Linked DNA regions of Homo sapiens: region 1 is linked to region 2. The links are chromatin loops, found by intact Hi-C in ENCODE. Cell type or tissue: HepG2. All regions are shown on one strand.

What was found. Peaks named below come from ENCODE experiments on the same cell type or tissue, not always from the same donor. Only the 100,000 strongest peaks of a DNase experiment are listed, where the experiment ranks them.
Region 1: a loop joins it to region 2, with 3.0 times the contacts of the local background. A loop is called at or near these places in 1 of 110 quality-filtered maps.

The regions. Positions count from the first base shown.
Region 1 is chr5:82,518,426-82,526,425 of GRCh38, reverse strand. No RefSeq gene overlaps it. Among named protein-coding and RNA genes, the nearest start is that of RPS23, 240 kb to the right of the region's middle. RefSeq lists an enhancer at 2,290-2,827. In HepG2, no CTCF peak of the experiment used is centred here; a DNase peak (open chromatin) is centred at 4,605.
Region 2 is chr5:82,630,912-82,638,911 of GRCh38, reverse strand. No RefSeq gene overlaps it. Among named protein-coding and RNA genes, the nearest start is that of MIR3977, 210 kb to the left of the region's middle. In HepG2, no CTCF peak of the experiment used is centred here; a DNase peak (open chromatin) is centred at 3,071.

The DNA of each region.
Region 1 (8,000 bases), 110 kb after region 2:
CACATGGTAGACTGCACAAGCACTTGGCCAAAGCACAGGAACTAGGCCGGTTCACACTGAGGTGTATGAAGCTTCATGCAGAATGCTGTGTTTTAACACACATATATCGTTCATTTATTTGCAGAGAAGTCCTCTAGAAATCATTGTCCATTTCCACCGTGTAGGATTAAGAGTAGCATATAATTTAGGGTTACGAAAATGTGTAGAAAACATGCCAGGCAGAAGAAAGGACCTGTTATTCTTCAGCAGTGACCCAGGGCAGGTTGAAGGGCAGAGCCATTTCCTACTGGCTTCCCACCACATCACCTTCCTCTCTTTCCCTCTGGGCAACTCATGTGCACTTTGGGAGTTCTTCCCAACCTACATCTCAAAACTCCAAAAACGTGCAGAATGTGGAGTACAAGAGAGGAGATTTGGGCTAGAAGAATTTCAAGTACTCAGTTTCTAAGTAATGTTACGACATTGTATTTCCTTATTTCAAATAAGACACATTCCTATCTCTAGGGTCCCCTTGGTACCATTTGATAAATTGCTCTGCTGGCCCCAAATAGTCCTACAATTCGTTTTTACATGTCAGCTTTAATGCTGTGATTTCAATACCGCTAGCCCTTATGTTTTGCCAAATGATACAGGCCTGTACATTTGTGGTTTAACTCAGCCTTGTGTTTATTTCCATTGTTGGCACTATTTAAATGGTTACATTAGCATTCAGATTTAGAAGGAAAGCAAATTAACCTTATCTTTATGGTTAATGACTACCACTGTGCCCTTGTTTCAGATATATCTGGAAATGAGGAGAGTGATTCTTTTCTAGTCTTCCTTCAGAAAGTTGATACTGTAATTGAGAGCCTAGCTAATAGTAACTGTTGGTGTGGAAAGCTGGGCTTTGTGCTGGGTCAGCTTTTGGTCAGCCTTCTGTTCAACAGAAGAGACCCCAGTCTGGTGGGCAGACAGCTTGTGTGGCCATGGATGGCGTGTTGAGAGATGGGAGCTTTCAAAGCACAGCTTTCCTAAAAGAGATGAAAAGAGATTAAATGCTGTGTAGGCCTGTAAGATATATAGCTGCAAACTGAGTTTCATTTACAGTTATATATAGTACTCAGGGCACTTCCATAGACAATAGATAACAAAATCCAAGAGTATGTTCATCACCTCTTTGGACACAAAGCCCCTTAAAAAGAATGCTTGAGGACTTGCTGCTAGTAAGGGGAGGTTCTGCATGCTTACTCCCTTTCCAAACTTACAGGTAAGCTGTGGAAAATTACATGGATTGGAGAAGCCATTGCCCACAATGAAAAATAACCTAAAGTCACTCCACCGAACTGAGAGACCAGGAGTTACTCTGCAGAGAAGTAGTCAGCATTCAAGAGATTTGGGAATGAGAGAGACAAGAGAGAGGAGGCAGAACAGAAGGACCTACGTTGTAGGATTATTTGGAAGATTTAATAAGCTGATACGTGAAGAATGCTTAAAATACTGCAAGGAAGGAATACTCAAAAAATGTTATCTATTATTACTATTATAATTATTTCACAAGGATCCATGTAAGCAATGAAGAAACTGAGACTTTAAGAAGGGAAACAATTGATATTGTAGTTGTTTTCTGTCTCTGCTATGAACTTCCATTGTCTAAGAGCCTCAGCTCCAGACCCCTGTTGCCTAGCCCAGAGCCTCCAGCCTCAGAGCAAGCACACAGAGAAGGAAGGATGGAAACACAATGCCCTCAGCACTTCCACTTTCATTGATCTACAGTCCTGGGTCCCTGTTCTTTTAGGATTTATGCAATATTTTTTCCTGAAATCCATGACATGTCATAATATACAAATCCAAATTATTGGTAAATTGGAAATCTGCTGCTATTAGTAAGGTCTTGAGCCTTGTATTAGTATTTGAAATCACACTGCAGGTTGAAAGTTAATTAGAAAAAGAAATTTATGTAAGATATATAGAAAATCATATATTTGTATACACCTCCCTTATAAAAATTCAGTCAAAAGAGGTCAAAAGAGAAGTTTGTGAAGCATTTGAATAGAGCTTCTTTTTATCTTTTTTTCTCTCTCTCTTTCTTTCTTTCTCTCTCTCTCTTTTTTTTTTTTTTTAGAGTCATGGTCCCAGGAGGGAAGAACTCCTGGACTCAAAGTGATCCTTCCACCTCAGCCTGCAGAGTAGTAGTCTCACATTTGTTGTCAGTGTTTTCACACGGGTTGTTTTCAGTAACCTATTCCCATATTTCTTTCTTGGAGAGACCATTCATTTTCCAGAGTAGCCTGGAATACAGGCACATACCACCTCATCTAGGTTTTGAATGAAGCCTTTAAAAACTAAATAAATAAGAGAAAGAAGCAAAATACCAAAACAAGATGTGATTTCTGGAAAGTTCCTTGCTAATCAGTGTCCAAAAACCGGAACAGCTCTGGCTTAAGGGGCAAAGACTGATTTCCCTCAAAATGTGAACAAATGGTGCCACCCCAATTCAATGTGGAAGTCTGGGGGCCTCTGACTTCCTTTGGAGGATCCTGAGGAAATGTCATCAAATAATGCAAAGGTTGCCTTTGGCAGGATACTAACATTCCATTTACATCACAAAAGTCCACCTGATCCCAATCCAACCAGCAAACCACTCTCAACCCTAGGAAAACCAGAAAACAAAAGGATTTGAAAGAACCAATGTCTAGGCGGCATTTCCTAGAAAATCTGCAAAGATTAAATGCTTTCAACTAATTGGAAACCAGCCTGTTCCCAGATTTGATCTCCTTGGCTACATTTTCCAAATCACCCTGTGATGTATCCTTCTTCAGATTAGGAATCTGCTTTAATTTTCTACAGCCTTAGCTTTGATTGAAAAAATAAGGTTAGAGAAAGGGATAAATTAGATTCTTTTATGTTGTTGTTGCTGTTTTCATGAGAATATTTTTGTCTTTTATCTAGGAGTATGGTCTCTAGGACCCTTGGCATACTCTCATTTTCCAGTTCAAGGAACATCAACTCATAGCTCCATTAAAAAAAAAAATACAGGCACTGAAATTGGCCACGGTAGGGAAATTACACAGCCTAAAGACCATCTTTAGATGTAGGAGGTTTTCTATGAAAGAAATGTATCTACTGGTGATTTATAAACAAATAAGGCAAAAGGGTGCTAATCTGGAAATTCTGCTCTGTCACCAATAATTGTTCATGGCTATTCAGTCCACTGCATTGCCAATCTTGTGTAGGTAGAAATTTCCCACGATGTCAAAGACCTGTCAGTGGCACCACGTTAAAATCAAGACTCATCCAAGTAGCAGCTGATTCCCTTTTTACTGCTTATGTACGGTTCATTTCCTTCCCCGAGCCAAAGTGCCAAAGTCAATTTTCCCAGCTCATCTCCATCAGATCACAAGCTCTCCTTTGTCTCCTTTCTGGCTCCACTGAGCTCAGGCAGAGAAATCGATTCTCAAATTACTCCAACGATAAAATCTTTTTTCTGCTGGTAATTCTAGTGAAGTCTCACATTTGTTGTCAATGTTTTTGCACGTGTTGTTTTCAGTAACCTATTCCCGTATTTCTTTCTTGAAGAGACCATTCGTTTTTCTGTGCTTTTCTTCTTCTCCAAACCTCCCTTCACCTTTGAAATATATAACACATATTTCAAACAAGGGAATTTGATAAAAGAAATTTGATTATTCGGTGATGGCATAATTTAGAAGCTGATAAAAGAAAAACTTCAGACAAAACACATATAACAGAGTTTATTTAAGCAAAGAACAATTCATGAGTCAGGCCACCCTCAGAACCAGGAGAGGTTCAGAGAGCTCTTCTCTGCAACACAGGCAGTGAGTATTTAGAGAAAAGAAAAGGCTGAAGAAAGCAGAAACAAGGAACAACAACAACAAAAACAGTTCGGTCATTTCAAAGTAACTTCTCTTGTAAAGGTTATAGCAGAGGGTACTAGGGAACTTCCTTGTCATATTGGCTAAGACTGGCTGGTTTGGGAATTTGGCTACTCTCTCCGTCTGTTTATCCCTCCTTCTTTCCTGATTCCTGGGAAGACCAGACAAACAATTTCATTTCGGCTTAGTGACATGGAACTCTTTAGCATGAGTGACACCATTTGGTTTGGCCTACTTGGACCTAGTACAGAAGCACAGTCCAAATCAATGGCCTCCTATAAATGTTTTTTAAGAAAACCAAATAGGAATCAGTGAGGCACCCAGAGATTAGCAACACAGTAAACCACTACCACTCAAGGGTGGACACAGGATTGTCAGATCCCGAAAGCCAGCAAAACTGGAGCCACAGCAGCTTGTCCAGCAGGATATGGAGTCATGAAGGAGATAGAACCACTCCCGGAAATATTAGAGCAAGGGTGAGATACCCTGGCTCCTCTCTCCCACCCTCCAATCTCCCATCAGCCTCTTCCTAGCTGAACTCAGCTGGAAGCCTGAAAAATGCAGTTTACAAGGTCAGTTTATCCGTCATGCACAAAGAGGAGCAAGCAATGCATGTGAGAGCAAGAGGCTGGAAACTGACTGTCCCAGTCCCTAAAGCTCCACCTACCTAGACATAAAGGACATGCCTCAAAGCTCTCTTCCAACATGATCACTCCAAACATTGAACTAAAGTCAGAAATTGACCTTAGAACTAGACCAGGCCCCTTTTGACTCTAACATTCCATTGATTATTCATGTCTAAGACATGAACAAGTAGCCCTTGTTCATGTCGCCTATGCAAGAACACCTTTCATTTGGCATATTTACTGTCCTGTGCTGATCATATATTCCTTCGAAAAATATTTTCTTAGAATCTCCTAACCACAGTAATAGGTACTGTGGGAAAGAGAGAAGATGACAAGGGAGATTAGATAGTCCAAATAAATGACTAATGTAGGGTAATGGTTCACAAGATATCAAAAAGCAGTCGATGAGGAAAGCCAAATGAGCAGAATATACCATCAGAGGGCAAGCCTGGAAAAGAAGTTTTGGAAGAAGTGGGATTTTTGCAGGTTGTGGAGGATGCGTGGTATTTGGTTTGGCTGGGAATAGCAGTTCAGAAAGAAGTGCAGGCACCACGATTTGGAGGCAGAAATACACACATAATTCAACACCAGGAGCACACTATCATAAAGGGGAACAGGTTTATTTCTCAGATTCGGGGAATACTTGTTGAGATTCTTCTCTCTTTGGCCAAATGATTTTGATATGATAATCATGATGCCCTTTCAGTTGAGGTATTATTTGGTAGCATTTTGTTTATTAAAGCAAGCATGCCATAAGGCTTTCCAGTAAAATAGGGGCAGGTAGTATAAGACTGCAGTGGTTCTGGCTTTCCTTAATTGGGAAGAATTCAGTAATTTTTTAGACTTCCTGTTCTATTATTCAAATGTCACTGATTGACATGACATTTTAGAAAATTTTGCCCACAAATTCATCTGTTTTTACCTTATCTTATTTCCCCCTTCTTTAAAAGTCAACCTGCTTCCAGATATTAACATCTCCACAATACTTACGTTGTGCTAGGCTCTTGGCCAGTGGCAAGTACCTGGTTATATAATGATGATTTAAGTTCAATGTAACTAGAAGAACATGGCTATATTTACATCCTAGAGAAAACAGTCCTACATGGTGGTGAATATTTTGTGTCTTTTTTTTTGTTACACATTTACTTTATTCCTGATATCCAATACATAATCATTTAAGAATATTTACTGAGCAGATTAAATCAATGTGAAATATCGCCAAATCCAGTAGACACTATCCCGTATGTATTTTATGTGGCAATTCTGCAGCATTTGCACCTGTTGACCTTTCTCCTCTAAAGATGCTTCCCTCTTGGCTTCTGACACCATAGCCTAAGGGGTTCTCCTGTACTCTCTAGCCATTTGTTCTCAGCATTCTTCAAGGTCTCTCCTCTCTCTACTTGTATCTTAAATGGTGCACCCCAGGGATCTGGTCTTAGGGCTCTCCTCATCTTACCTTACACACCTCTCAAGGGACCCCACTCTCCACCCATGACTTCAACAACCCTTGCACACACTTATGACCCCCAAATTCGTAGCTCAAGCCCCAACTTTTCTCCTAAGATCCTTGCCAAAGTAGGCAACTGGTTTTGGGGTATCTTAAGCTGAATAGTAATTGAATGTCACAAGTAAGCTCTGTAGATTATACATCCTAAATATTTCTTTAACCCATCCATCTTCTTTATTCTCACCGTCATCATATTAATTAATTATCACTTTTTGCCTGCCTTTCCTGTTTCTTGTTTCTTGTTTCCCTCTCTCCAACCTTAATCTCTGTTAGTCTGACTGCTCCTAATCTTTGTGAAATTCAATGGTTATTTTATTCCTCTGAAATATTATGCTTTAAAACTTATGTAGCTGCCCCAAACTCCCCACCTCAACATTGCTGGGGTCTAGAGTAAGAGTAGAAATGGAGGTGCACATATTATGTACCTAAATATTTGAAATCTATAAATCCAGCTAACAAGCCATTAAATATGTTCTTTTTTTATCTTGAATAAACTTTCATAATGTGAAACGCTTGTTTCAGATTTAGCCTTCTCAGGCTCTGCAATGTTCTTTGCCAGTACTTGGCTGCACACAATGAGCCATCCCTAACCCAGAGTCCTCTTCCTTTATCCTCTCACCCCTGGCTTCATCCAGCACGTCAGGTGACTCATGTCCATATGTAGATATCCCGGTCTGCAATCTCACCCTCTGCCCACATTCCCCACAAACAGCTCTCCCTTCCCCACCCTTCAGGCCTAGCAGGTGCACACAAGTGTCCTCAGGAGGACAAGTCCAGGAAAGAGGCTGTGCAGAGTTAGAATTCCAGGATCCCAGGTATTCTGACCATGACCCAAAGGAAGGGTAACATGCTGTGGATGAATATATGCTCTGAGCCTTGCAAACTTCTCACCTCGTGTAGAAGGGACCTGATGAGACTCTGTAACATGATTTATACTTTATTTGAATTGTCTATTTCCTTATCTATCCCTCCCATTACACTGTGAGCTACTTAAAGGGACCGTGTCTTTCTTCTTTTTAATACTAGATCTTTTCTTTGGTAGTCTTCAAACTAGATTACACATATCTCTGGGGATACACAAAGATTGTCTAGGGTAAATGCAAGCACCTATATAATAATTTCAAGGGAATCAATTTTCAGTTGTTCAACTTTCATCTGCAGCATTTGCCCCTGCTTTTTCCTAAATCTTTTTCCTAAAATTAATCTGCCTGATAATTCACCAGTGTTTTTCTTTTTCTTGTGCCCTTCCACAGATGCCCTTCTCCTTTTTTACCATATAGAAACATACCCTTCTACCATCCCAAACCTTACTATTATGCATCATCCCAAGGAAAAGGTTAGTATATTACTCCAGGAAGTCAAGCAATGTTTGTCAATTTCCATAGTGTAAATATGCAATTTAAAGCTGCCACCATGCTATGGAATAATTTGTTTCCCCCTAAAATTCACCTGCTGAAGCCCTAACCCCCAGTGGCATTTGGAGATGGGGCCTTTGGTAAGCAATTAAGTTTAAATGAAGTCATAAAGGTGGGACCATCATGAAGGGATTAGTGCCCTTCTAAGAAAAATGAAGTCATAAAGGTGGGACCATCATGAAGGGATTAGTGCCCTTCTAAGAAAAGACACCATTGAGCTTGCTTCCACTCTCTGCCATGTGAGGACATAGCAAGAAGGCAGCTGTGTGCAAGTCAGGGAGAGAGCCCTCACCAGGAACCAAATCAATTCCTAGTCTGGTACTTCCCAGCCTCTGGAACTGTGATAAATAAATGTCTGTTGTTTAAGCCACTGATCTGTGGTGTTTTGTTACTGTAGCCCAAGAAGACTGAGACACTATGCTGGCTGATTTCAAGCTACCAATGTGATGTCACTTAACTCAGAGTTAAGAAGTCATAGCATAATTAACTCTTGCAAATTTACACACAACTGGCTATATTAAAACAAACATAAATAGGAGCGTTTTTAATAGCCATGTCAAGTACTCCATAACACAATGCAGGG
Region 2 (8,000 bases):
TCAGTTTCGTTACAGACTTACTGTGTGGTAACATTACATACTGAGAGACGGAGTAGGAAAGGTGGTTTGTAGTTAGATTGCAGAGGATGAATGAATGGTCTGTACTTCACCAGAGAACAATGGAGAGTCAGTGGAAGTTTAAAGTATAGAAGTAACTCCAAAACATCCAGAGCAATTAGGCAGATGTGTTTAAGGAAGATTATAAGGGGAAGAAAGGATAACATCCAGCCAGTTAGAAAAAGTATTGCAATGGGATAAGGGAAAGGTAATAAGGCAGAGAGAGTGAAAATTTAAAAATAGAAATATGGGACTAGAGCCACTCCTAAGATGCATGGGGTCACAGGCAGTTTTTTTTTTTTTTTTTTTTTTTTTGCAAGGCCCTTCTCTATGTAAACTACCGATCTTTAAAAACTGTTTTACAAAATTTATAGACCTACGTGAAATATAGCCATGTATTGAAGAGGTACATATACATTTGTTAATTGTCTAGTCAATGCATATAGAGATTGTAGTGTTCAGGAAACATTTCTTCATGTTCTTTATTGTCATAGACATTGTTCCTACCTAATTTCTTACCTCCCACTATAATGAAAAGGAGGCAAATTGTTAATACAAAGCCAGAGCTCTTCAAAATCTTTTTTCTATATATTTTTTTTTTTTGAGACAGTCTCGCTCTGTCGCCCAGGCTGGAGGGCAGTGGTGTGATCTTGGCTCACTGCAACCTCTGCCTCCCGGGTTCAAGCAATTCTCCTGCCTCAGCCTCCTGAGTAGCTGGGATTACAGGCATGTGCCACCACGCTTGGCTAATTTTTGTATTTTTAGTAGGGATGGGGTTTCACCATGTTGGTCAGGATTGTCTCGAACTCCTGACTTCATGATCTGCCCACCTCAGTCTCCCAAAGTGCTAGGATTACAGGCGTGAGCCACTGTGCCCAGACAGAATCTATTTATATTGAAACAATATTGCCCTTCTTGCTACTGGTTTCCTAGCACCATTTATTTAATGCTGTTAGATCATTATTTAAGATGCTGTACCATCCATTGTGCTTCCTGAGAATAATGGATTCCAATGATAATCTCAAATATTGTTACTGTTCTTTGTTAATGGTGCAAATTTCAGTTAGTTTGTGGGAAAATGTTAGCAATAAGTCGTGTCCTGGTCATTTTAAATTACCATTTGGATTTTATACTATAAATGTAGAACAATTTGTCCTTCAACCATACTTTTCTCTTGAATTCTTTATAATAATTTTATTCTTGGAATGTGATTTCTTTCAAACTTCCTTTTGCATGAACAGCAATCGAAAAGACAAATAAGAAGCTCATGGACAGATCAAGAATAGTTCTTCCATTCCTGCAAGAAATATACATCCCTCATCTACATTGGCTTAAGACTGTCTCAGGAGAAGACAATGTCTCCACCTTGATCACAAGCAAGAAAGGATGTCAGTCAGAAAGGTTTGTTGGCATTGTAGAGCAGTAATCTTGAAAGCCTTCAAATGTGTCAGGTACAGCCATCCCAGAAGATCTCTGACTTGGAGCACCAAGCTGTAGATGGATGGAGGGACCACCCTGAGTGCCAGCAGTGGAAGACACACAGGGAGAAGGGGGCTGCCACCATTCCCACTGCAGCGCCATGATCAGAACAGGCATAAGTGAAAGCCAATGCATGGCTCACACACATTTTGGTGTTGGGCCAGAGGCCAGAATTCATCTTGTGTATTTCATGGGTAGGAATAACTCAAAATCAGTTCATCAGCATCATTCTTGTAGCCAAACTTGTATGATTTCATGAAAGAAATATCATGCTAACTGGCAGGAGTGATATCTTCCCTAAGGTGACTCCAAATTCAGAAGTCCTGAAGTTCCTTAGGGCATTGTGTTGATTCCTGGCAAATGAGGGTCAGATAATGCACTGTGGGGAGAAATAGGGAGCTGGTACCATAGGGGCCCTCTACAGGGCTTGGGTCACCTCCTGGAATAGCACTAATAGTTGCAGACAGCTCCAGGAACCAAAGGGAGACTTACAGAAAGTTGAGGAGGCCACTGTTAAGCACGAGGCTCTGCTGTATGGGACCCAGAGCAGGAGTCCCACTTGCCCAGATGGAAGGGAAGCACTTTGAGGAACATAAGGTATGAGTAATAAGCTCTGAAGATTGCACACAAAGTGGAGAGAGAGACATTGAAGATGGCATCAAAGTTGTGATCCTGCATACTGAATGATCTGTAATGCCATTGGTCAGGTGCTGCACTTGCCTTCTGAACAGTCCTGTAGGCCATTTGTACCTCTGAGACCTTTCAACAAAATGAAAGAAAATAAATAGGACCATGCTAAATTACTTGACCTCTCTGCATCTCCATTTTTATCTGCAAAATGGAAAGAATAAGGTTTTACATGTCTATTAAGACCATTGAGATAATATTTGTAAATCACTTAGAACAGCCCTGGCACAAAGTAAGTACTATTTAAGTGACTGATAAATATATGTTTTACTTTTTCCAAACCTTCCTTACCGTATAAACAATGTAAACAAGGGTGCTAAAGAATCTCGCAGTTTACCAGAATATTAAAGCCTCAACATACAACTACCTTATCCCTCTAGAAGCTCCTTCTTTCTTCTTTTGAGAAGGGGAACAATTAGAAACAGAATTTTGTCCTGCTTTAAATATTGGTCTTCAGGTACATTTTAATCACATCCCATTAATGCTGTAGCTAAGAGCCAAGTTCAAATGTTCGATATCCCTTGCTTTCAAAGGCCTCTACTGTTACAATACAAATCAAGAGATTTGGTGTACCATTTGTGCCTGTAGCAGAAAATGATGAGCTAAGATTTTTTTTTCTTCATCTACCATAGCATCAGTTCTATTTTACCTTAAAGAGTACACATATTTAGATATCTGTCTGCCCTTGTTAGACTGTAAGTTTCTTGTTGTCTGGGGCTATGTTGTTTTCATCTCTCTATTCCTCAGCAGTGGATAGCACAGTGTTTACACAAAGTACCTATTCACTGGCTCTTTGCTGAGCAAACTGATTCAGGAAAAACACACAAATGACACATGTGTACAAATACTTTCAAGTCAATGAATAACTAGATTCCTTATGAAAAACCAGAAACAATCTGCTTGAGGGTATGTGGCTGGGCCCTTCAGCTGTGACAGTGTCTGAATCACCTGTTTTGTCTGAAGACTAAACTTTTAACCTCAGCCCCACAACTCAGCCCAATGTAACGATGTAAATGAAGCCATGTGGTCGAGCAGTTCTAACAAATAGCAGTGCTATTTCTTCTGTTGCCTTAAACACTTAAGTTTCATATGACTGCAGCGTTAGAATGATTTGAAATATGTTTCCAAAGGCTTGCCTCTGCCTTCTTTGGAAATAAGTCATACCCAGCTGCAGTTCCTGCCACATCATAGTATAAATGAAACACATTTAACTTTGTTTTCTATTAGCATTGAAAACCTGAGTTCTGAATTCTGACCAAGCATCAATAATATCAGAGAGAGTTAAAGCAGAAAAGACCTCAGAAATCAGCTCATATAGTTCCTCATTTTTCCTGCTAAAGATCCACTGACAAAGAGGCATGGTAACTGGTCTACTTATCTATATAGCTCAGCAAATTACATGCAAGGAATGTGCAGATGACAAAAAATGGATATTTAGTTTATACATTATATATAGAATTTTAATCTGGGGGATAAAATTGTTAACTTTGGTTGGTTTCTGACATCCTATTCTCTCCTGGTTTTCCTCCAACTCCTTGGCCTTATTTTCTGAGTTTGCTTCCTCCCTTCTAGTGTCCTATAAATGCTGATGTTAGGGGCATGTGTATTTTTTTCTATTCTTGCTCTGCCTCCCTCTTTCCTGTGGAGCCCATCTACCCCACTGGCTTCACTAACAACTGTACTTTAACGACTTCCAAACATCTAATTTCAAGCCCAGAACTTCCTCCTGAGCCACAGACTCTTCTGCCTTGAGAAAACATCTCTACTTGACTATCTTCAAATACATCACATTCAAGATATAGTGAAAAACCTTTAACAAATGGCACTGTGAATTCTCACAATTTGACACTGGCCTTCTTCTAGGTTCATACTTCATCTCTTTTCCCTTCACACCTACCCTATCATTCACAACTAACTGCTTGCATGTCTTTAAACGCAGGGTATCCTTATACTTCCCACTTCTTTGCATTTGGTACACCTTCGGCCTGGAAGCCTCTTGTGCCTCCTTTGCCTGGTGAAATACCATTCAACTCTCCAAGCACATCTCAAAAGCCATCTGCTCCAAGGAGTCTCCATGCCTTCCAAATCTCTGTTGGTACTTCTCTCATGTCTCACCTGTTATCTTTGATCACTTGGTTAAGGTAGTGTTAGCCAGCTTTCTTCACTGTAAAGTTACTATTATTCCCTTTATATCTAAGAATTATGAACAGTGGGATACTTTGAGACTACATCAACAGCCTGTTGGTTGTAAAACTTTAACCTACCACTTTTACTCTCTGCTGATGATTTTCTAATACCTTCATTCCTTCTATACTTTAATGGCATTCTCTTTGCTCCCATTGACTTATTTTTCATTGACTTATTTATAACAGTATGGATTAACTGATTCTTATTTTGTTCAATGAGTTATAATTCATTATATTATTATTTATCTTGATGCTAAAATTATCGCTGATCTGCTCAGTGGGAGCCCCTTCAAATTGGCCCCTTTTTCCTTTTGACATTCCCCCATTATTTATTGAGCACTTCTTTATATTCTTACACAAAGAGATATTCTAGATTTATTCTGTACTTTCTCTTGCATAGTACTGGATTCACCATTTCTCCAAGTTTTTCAGAAAATCAGCTTTGCTGAGTCATAATTCACATACAATAAAATTTACCAATTTTAATTGTACAGTCCAATGTGTACGCAGTTTTGTAACCATGGCCCGAGTCAAGTCATTTTCATGGCTTGTCCTGTACCTTTTTGCCGTTAATCCTCCCCACTCCTTGGCTCCTGGCAAAAACTGATCTGCTTTCTGTCACTATAGTTTGTAGAATTTTAGGTAAATTGTATCATAGAGTACCCGATTTTTGTGTCTGGCTCTTTCATTCAGCATAATGCTTGTGAGATTTGTCCATGTTCTTGCATACACCAGTGGTCTGTTCCTTTTTCTTGATGAATAGTATCCTGTTATATGGACATATCTCAATTGGTTCAAGGTTATTATGAATAAAAATGCTATGCACATTCACATACATGTCTTTATGTGGACATAGGTTTTTAGTTTTCTTGGTAAGATATATATGGCAAGTGATTGTTTAACTTTCTAATAACTATCCTAACTTCATCCACACTGACTGCCATTTTGCATTCCTACCAGTGACATATGAGAATTCCAGTTGCTCCATACCCTAGCCAACAATGGGTATTGTCGGTCTTTTTAAGTTTAGGTATTCTAGTGCATGAGTCAGGATATTTTACTGTCATTTTAATTTGCATTTTCCAAATGATTAATAATATTGAGCATCCTTTGCTATCTTTATTTTTCTATTAGTATATGTTCTTTGGATAAGTGTACATCCAAATCTTTGCCTATTTTTTAATTGAGTTGTTTCTATGCTTGCTATTGAGATTAAGTATTCTGTATGTATTATGGGTACAAATCCTTTATCAGACATGTGTTTTGAAAACATTGTCTTCCAACAGTGTGGTGATTCCTCAAGGATCTGGAACTAGAAATACCATTTGACCCAGCCATCCCATTACTGGGCATATACCCAAAGGATTGTGAGTCATGCTGCTATAAAGACACATGACACCTGTGTTTATTGAAGCACTATTCATAATAGCAAAGACTTGGAACCAACCCAAATGTCCAACAATGATAGACTGGATTAAGAAAATGTGGCACATAGGCCAGGCACGGTGGCTCACGCCTGTAATCCCAGCACTTTGGGAGGCCGAGTGGGTGGATCATGAGGTCAGGAGATCGAGACCATCCTGGCTCACATGGTGAAACCCCATCTCTACTAAAAATACAAAAAATTAGCCGGGCATGGTGGCAGGCGCCTGTAGTCCCAGCAACTCAGGAGGCTGAGGCAGGAGAATGGTGTGAACCCGGGAGGCGGAGCTTGCAGTGAGCCGAGATCGCACCACTGCACTCCAGCCTGGGCGAGAGTGAGACTCTGTCTTAATAAAAAAGAAAAGAATATGTGGCACATATACACCATGGAATACTATGTAGCCATAAAAAACGATGAGTTCATGTCCTTTGTAGTGACATGGATGAAGCTGGAAACCATCATTCTGAGCAAATTATAGCAAGGACAGAAAACCAAACACTGCATGTTCTCACTAATAGGTGGGAATTGAACAATGAGAACACTTGGACACAGGGTGGGGAACATCACACACTGGGGCCTGTCATGGGGTGGGGGAGTGGGGAGGGATAGCATTAGGAGATATACCTAATGTAAATGACAAGTTAACGAGTGCAGCACACTAACATGGCACATGTATACATATGTAACAAACCTGCACGTTGTGCACATGTACCCTAGAACTTAAAGTATAATAAAAAAAAAAAAAAAGAAAACATTGTCTTCCAGTCTGTGGCTTACTCACCATTTTCAAAACCATAACTTGCGAAGGGAAAAAATTTTGATTTTGATAAAGTTTAAATTATCCATTTTATTTATTGTTTATGTTTATTTATATTTTTGATGTAGAGTTTTGCTCTTGTTGCCCAGGCTGGAGTGCAATGGCACGATCCTTTCGGTGGAGGAAGGAGGACTGCAACCTCCACCTTCCAGGTTCAAATGATTCTCCTGCCTCGGCCTCCCAAGTAGCTGGGATTACAGGCGCCCGCCACAACGCCCAGGTAATTTTTGTATTTTTAGTAGAGATGGGGTTTCATCATGTTGGTCAGGCTGGCCTCAAACTCCTGACCTCAGGTGATCCACCCACCTCAGCCTCCCAAAGTGCATTTTACAGGCGTGAGCCACCACGCCCAGCCCATTTTATTTATAGTTCACAATTTTGTGTCCTAAGAAATCTGTCTCACAAGTCCTTGTTGTGTTATTTTAGTGGTTGCTTTAAGTTTACAGTATACATCTTTAACATACCACAGTCTGCCTTCCAATAATATTTATAACAACTTATATGTATTATGAGAAACTTCCAGCAGTGTACTTCCATTTCCTCCCTCTTCTCTTTTGTGCTATTGTTGGCATATATTTCAACTTTACATATGTTATAAGCCCTGCAATACATTATTATTATTTTTGCTTTAGTCAAACCATTTGATGAGATTAAACATGAGAGCAAAATATTTTTATACATGGATACATGCATGGTTACCACTTCTGCAGGTTTTTACTCCTCTGTGGAGATTAAAACTTTCATCTAGTATCATTTTCTTTTTAGTAGAAAAAAAAGACAACTTCCTTTAACATTTCCCATAGAGCAAGACTGCTGGCTATGAATTCTTTCCTATTTGGTTGGTCTGAAAAAATCTTTATTTTGCCTTCAATTTTGAAAGACATTTTTTCTAGGATAGAAATCTAGGTTGGAAATATTTTACTTTAGCTCTTTATAAATGTTATATTGTCTTCTTTCCTGTGTGTTTTCCTAGAGAGATGTGTTGGAACTCTTCTAAATAATTCAGTATTGTACTTATTAGATTCAGTCAAGTGGTAGGGTAGCAGAGAAGAAAAGCTCAGACATGGATGAGGCATCCATATCTGAAGTATCTACGTTAGTAAACATAAGGGTGATGAGAAATTGGTTTGTAAGTCTGGGGAAAGTGGAGTGACTGAGACATACAATAACTTTTTTCTTCTGCTGCAGTCTCGAGTCTTAAAACTTCTCTTCCCAAGGGCAGGCCTTCTCACTGAGTAACTAAGTATAACTCTCAGTGTACATGGCAAGAATGAACTGCTGGGTGCGGTCACTCACGTCTGTAATCCTAGCACTTTGAGAGGCCAAGGTGGGTGCATGGCTTTAGTCCAGG